2 separate regions of the Homo sapiens genome follow, and region 2 is linked to region 1. Evidence: chromatin loops called from intact Hi-C (ENCODE). Cell type or tissue: heart left ventricle. All regions are shown on one strand. Each heading gives the region's core, and the rest is flanking DNA. Links, peaks and the distances in the headings are about the cores only. Region 1 overlaps FYN (FYN proto-oncogene, Src family tyrosine kinase). Region 2 has its middle 57 kb from the start of CCN6.

Evidence for each region. Hi-C counts contacts between places; a loop is a spot of excess contacts. Peaks named below come from ENCODE experiments on the same cell type or tissue, not always from the same donor. Only the 100,000 strongest peaks of a DNase experiment are listed, where the experiment ranks them.
Region 2: it touches region 1 in a loop (9-fold over the local background); 103 of 110 quality-filtered maps call a loop at or near these places.

The regions. Positions count from the first base shown.
Region 1 is chr6:111,708,749-111,711,556 of GRCh38, forward strand. The region is part of intron 5 of FYN (FYN proto-oncogene, Src family tyrosine kinase); the gene reads right to left. Among named protein-coding and RNA genes, the nearest start is that of TRAF3IP2, 100 kb to the left of the region's middle. RefSeq lists an enhancer at 1,482-1,611. In heart left ventricle, for the core only: a CTCF peak has its summit at 1,307 (motif pointing right); a DNase peak (open chromatin) is centred at 1,383; H3K27ac peaks cover 853 bases.
Region 2 is chr6:111,995,759-111,998,566 of GRCh38, forward strand. No RefSeq gene overlaps it. Among named protein-coding and RNA genes, the nearest start is that of CCN6, 57 kb to the right of the region's middle. In heart left ventricle, for the core only: a CTCF peak has its summit at 1,563; a DNase peak (open chromatin) is centred at 1,523; H3K4me3 peaks cover 656 bases; H3K27ac peaks cover 857 bases.

The DNA.
Region 1 (2,808 bases), core at 162-2,661:
GAAACTCGGCAAGGGAGTGAGATTTTTAGTCACGCCACTTTGTACTGCCTTAGGCTCCATGCCACAGCACAGCAGTGTGGTATCAATCTGGGGAGCTCTCAGAGGAGGTGAAAGGGGATCTTGTAGCTACTCTCATCTTAAAGCCAGTGAGTACATTAAGCAGTTCAAATTCATCTGCTTAGATTCAAACAGGGCTACCTGTGATGAAGAGCAGGAATGGAGTGTGTACCTCTTCCCATTAACATCGGGGAGGCCATGGATGTGGCGCTGCGGCTCTGACATCCACTGAGTATCTGCAGAACCTTCCACCAGCCTGCAGTCAACGACATGATTGCCCTCAAGCAAATCAGACCTCCCAGCAAATCTGATCTCCTGGGGCTCAGGACCTTCTTTTCCTCCTTTTTTGGTCCTTGGAGGCAGCAAGCAAAACTTCAGGCATTTTAAAAAAAAATCGTTCTTTTGGCTGAGTTCTGTGTCAAAGCTTTCAGCCAGGGGAAAAAAAAAATGTGTTAGCTTCTGGCCATGGTAAAGATGCTCCCCAGACAGATTTAATCAGGTAGAGAATAATCAGCCTCCACATTAAACTCAAGCATTACTCCAGAGGCCGCTCTCTAAAGCTGGACTCTCTGAGCAAGGTGAGCAGTGAGCAACGCCTCCAGATAGGATTTAATAGAGCAACAGAACAAAGGTGACCAGCCAGCATGTGCTGGGGGTGCTGCTGTGGGAAAATGTTTGGTGGCATAAGTAACAGAATAGCCCACAAAAAAAACCAAGGTGCCAGCAAAGGTTTTTAAAACCTTATGCTTTAATTTAGTTTCCTAATCTCTCCTTTTTACCCTATTACAAATCCAGCAAAAGTACAGTACTCATATTCAGAAAGTTCTTTATTCATAAAATTTAGTTCATGTCTAGATTTATTCATAATCTTAAATTTAGTTCATGTCTAGATCTTTGTTAGGAAATATTTATACATACTGAAGAATATAGGTACAGTATATATGAACCCCGTGAACCCACTGCCCAACTTAAGAGCTAGATCGTTACCAACTGGGTGGGATCTGCACTGTGCTGCTCCCCTATTGTAAGCACCCCTCTCTTTGAGGTTCAAATCATGACATTAAAAATGTTAACAGTTTGTACTGGTCTCATTTCTATGCCTTCCAAAAGGAATACATACAGTTGTAAGGATATCATCTAAGAACATATGTGGAAGTTTATTTTTTTCTTTAAACACTGTATGTGTTTAAGGAAAATGGCTTTGGAGACATAATCTTCACTTTAATATAGTGACAAGGTTTACTGCTCTGAAGTTCCACTAGATGGAGACATTTCATCATTAAAAATAACAATACCCAGCTCCTCCCCCTCCACCCTCTCCCGCCCAGCCTGGGAAATGCTCCAAAATGGCGAGGAAAAAATTAAGTGCTTGTAGCAGAGGCTTATTGTTTTTTAATGCAAGATAACCTTCATCAAGTTAGTTCTAATTGAATTAAATTAAGAAAAAAATGGCTAGCATCAATTTTAGGGTATCTGAGACTGTCAATAGGGGCGGGAAGCCAATACATTTTGCTGCAGGTTGGGACAAGCCCAGCCTTATTCAGGTGATCTGGCATTAATGAAGTCATTTCCAATTCAAATCTAGCATTAACTATCTCATTTTGGTCTAGGTACCTAAATAGTGTAGCACAGATCAGAATGCAATTATCAGCTCATTCTGAAGTCATGAATCAGGAATTCATGATTTTCTCACTTGACCCTATTAATCTCACAAGGGTTTTCAGCTACTCATGAGAAAGATAAAATCCTTGATTTCTCTTTTTCTAGGCTTTCTAGGGTCATCTTCTTCATCAAAGGAGACATAAAGTGACAAAGATTCAATGTTTATTATGTAGTAAACCTCACATGTTGAGCCTAGAGAGGCTGGTACAGACTCAAAATATTCATTGAGAGCCGTTGAGCGAGTGAATTAAGTCATCTTTTTGATACACTAGAAGCACCAATTCACCTATAAATAGATATACTCTATATTCATGTTGATTTAGGAAAATAGGATCTCTACTATGTTATCTTTTATTTCTTGAGTTACTGTGGGTAATTAGCATTGTTAAAGCTGTATTTCTTTAAACGGTTCTTATAGTTCAGATTTTTCAGTTTGCACTTGGTGAGATATTCTTTGTTATCTTGCTCTAATTCAAATATATGATTTAAAGCCTGGCGCTGGTTTAGAATGGCTTTTAAGGTTTTATAACAGCTGTCTCTGTTCCTCTGATTTAAAGACTTGCTAAAAGATTCTGTGCCCCCACCACACCCCACACCAAGAAAAGTGTCTACCCCCAAACCCCAAAGTTGCTCGTAGGCTTGTGGGCCCCGGAGCTGGGAGCCCTAGAGCCTTGGAGCCAGGGAGTAGTTATTTGCCAACAGAAGTCAGCCTTGATCTGCTCAGTAGTGTAGCATTTTATGTCGGTAACAATTTTATCAAATGCTTGGGTGGGGCTCTAAACCAGGATTTCTTTTTATCACAATAGGAAAAAAAAAACAACAAACCTACCCTCAGCTGTGACCAATACTCCACTCTGTGTAAAACATGTATTACATTTTAAAGAGTCACTGTTCGTAGATGGTAAACGACTAGTCTTGAAATGTGAAAACAAGGAATAAAATGGATGAACTTAAATACTTTGCAAAAGGGGTTCAAATTTAATAATGTCCTAATACATGACACTGAGCACTTACAACGGGTCAATGAAGCACCTTTGCCCCTTGCTGGGTAGCAGGAACACCGCCTCTGGGTACATACATACATGCACA
Region 2 (2,808 bases), core at 235-2,734, 290 kb after region 1:
GTAATCCCAGCACTTTGGGAGGCTGGGGCAGGTGGATCACCTGAGGTCGGCAATTCAAGACCAGCCTGGGCAACATGGTGAAACACCCCTCTATTAAAAATACAAAAGTTAGGCCAGGCACGGTGGTGGGTGCCTGTAATCCCAGCTACTTGGGAGGCTGAGGTTGTACCTCCCAGGTTGAATCTGGGAGGCAAAGTTTGCACCTGGGAGGCAAAGGTTGCAGTGAGCTGAGATCGCACCACTGCCCTCCACCCTGGGCAAGAGAGAGAGACTCCTTCTAAATAAATAAATAAATAAATATGTACAGTCAGATTCCTTCCCTCTAAACTACACCTATGCCATGTCCCTCCTGCTATAACACTGTTAGAGGTTCCTTTCCTCTCATCCTACTCAGTGACAGCACCTCCGCCTGGGACCCAAGTGTAGGCTGCCTCTCGTAATAAGTTCTCGGCTGCTTTCATGTAATAAGCCTCCTCACAGAAGCCACGGTCGTGGCTGCATCCTGGCCCCTGCTAGGCTGTTGCAGCCTCTGCTCTCTTCCCATGTCGGGGGTTGTCAAAGCCACACTCTTTACCAATAAACCTTTTTTAGTTGACACCAGTGCTCTGGACCCTATCTTTTGGGAATTTTTCTAAGCCTTGCCGTCAGTGCCACAATCTTAATGTTGAATGAGACACTGCTTTGCACCGGTGTCTGCGTGTATGATGTCACTGCATCACCACTGCAATTCTACTTTGGGTCTAGAGTCAAGGGCAGAAGTGGAAATGCAGCAAACAATAAATACTTCGTGACTTGCCTCAAAATGATAATACCGCCGACTTTTATTTCAGCTCTGGCTTCCAGCTCGCCTTTGGGATTGGTCTGTGCTGAAAGCAATTTCCAAAGTTAGGACCAAAGAAGGAGCAGATGAATATAATTAGGAGAGGAAGAATAGGAGTCAGCCAAGCAGAGATCTGGTTCATTAATAATGGCCTTCGATTAGAATACTGCTTTTTGGGTGGCGTCTTTAGGATTCTCAGCATCAAGAGAGGCTGTAATTGCTTACAATGTTATCGGCCCTGTTGTCTTGTCATTTTATTTCTTAGCTGTTTTATATTCTGGGCGTAGAACCAGCTGGGAAGGATACAAGCCCAGTGGTGTCAGTGATAGCGGCTAACTGCAGGTATGGTCCATATTTAAGCCTGGGCTTTTATTCAAGTCCTTCATATTGTACACTCCTCAAACTGCTTAATGGAAGTGGGGGAAGAAGTGATATGGTTGGGGGGTCAGACAGGGAGGGGAAGGGAAGTGTTGAAACGTCATAAATTATGCAGTACTTAAAAAAATTCAAATTAATTTGAAGCACCTTTAATTATCTGCTTTATCCTCGTTTTATACTTTTGTCTGTGAAATAAAAAGCAACGTCCTCGCAGGCCGATGCGCTGTACCTGAACCGGGTGTGGCCAAACTGATCTTCCTGCCACCAAAGCCTGCAGGCTGTTCCCACTGCAGTGAAGACGTGCGGCGGTGAGCCTGCCTCTCCTGCCTGCGTTGGGAGGTGAGGTTCGGATGTGATCAACAGCGACCTCTAGCGTGAGCCTGAGACTTTGCATTTGGTTAAGCGTACAGAAGGAAAATAGCAGACATGGGAATTCTGATCAAATTTCCAACGAACAAAGGCGAGGTAACAAAAAACATTTCTCATTGTTTCCCCTGGTAGAGAAGCCCAGGACTGACAGCTGAGGATTTCACTTCATTGGTACCACTTACTCCCATCAGTGCTGGAGATGCTATTCCAAACATTGCCTTATTTCTTTTCCCTCAAACGGATCATTGGGATTGGTTTTAAAAAGCCCTTTCACTTGCCTTTAGGATTTCAACCAGAGAGTTCCCATAGGAAAGCATCAACTCTTTTACTGCAGGGTGTGTGTGTGTGTGTGTGTGTGTGGTTGAAATAGCGGACAGGAGAGTAGGAGAGAAGAGCAATGTCTCCGGGCGCTGTGAGGAGGTCAGGGGTTCCCGCTCACCCTTCTTCACTGACAGCCGCTCCCTAGAGGTGGCCAGCTCTCCATTTCTACCTGAGGCTGTCGACTATTGAAGATTTCCTTCCCCTGACCTTGGTGCGTTCACAGAGCAGCAATCAGCTCCAGGGGGTTCTTGCCCTCGCCCCTGCTTTCTGCTTCCGTCTTCTGCCCCTCCCACTCTTCTGAAGCCAGGTTCTGAGTCTCCAGGGTGATGTGCAGGCCAAGTGTGTGCACAGGCTGATGGCGCTCATTCCCAGCGAAGAATGGGGCCAGAGGATGACTTCCAAACTCTGTCAGGAGCCAGGAGCAGATTCTTTAGAGAAAGGCTAACATCGCAGTTCATGGCCCATGACTTTGCTGTTGGGGATGGGAATTTGTGGGATGTGTTTTGCAAGGGGTTTGGGGGGTTAGGGAATGAGGGAATATATTTTCCTGTAACTTCAACCAATTGAAGGCAGATAGATTTGCAGTACATATTTGCTGTAATAACTGGGTTTGGCCTGCCGTTGCCTTTTAACCAAGCTTCAACATAGAAATGCTCCATGTTTTGCTGTTGTGTTTTAAGCTATGAGCACATAATGGTGCTTGGGGCTTTCTCAATTTCACCTGTGCTTCCTCCTCCCAGTAGTATTAGATCAAGGACCCAAGCATTTGCTTAAAGGGCCTTAACTCTCAGGGCCTAATCCACGTGCCCTATCAATACACAAACTTACAGAGACATTTTCAGAGTTATGAAAATGTACACATCAGAAGCAAGAAGTATATTACATGTGAATACCCTTTATACAATTTCTATTAGACTTGT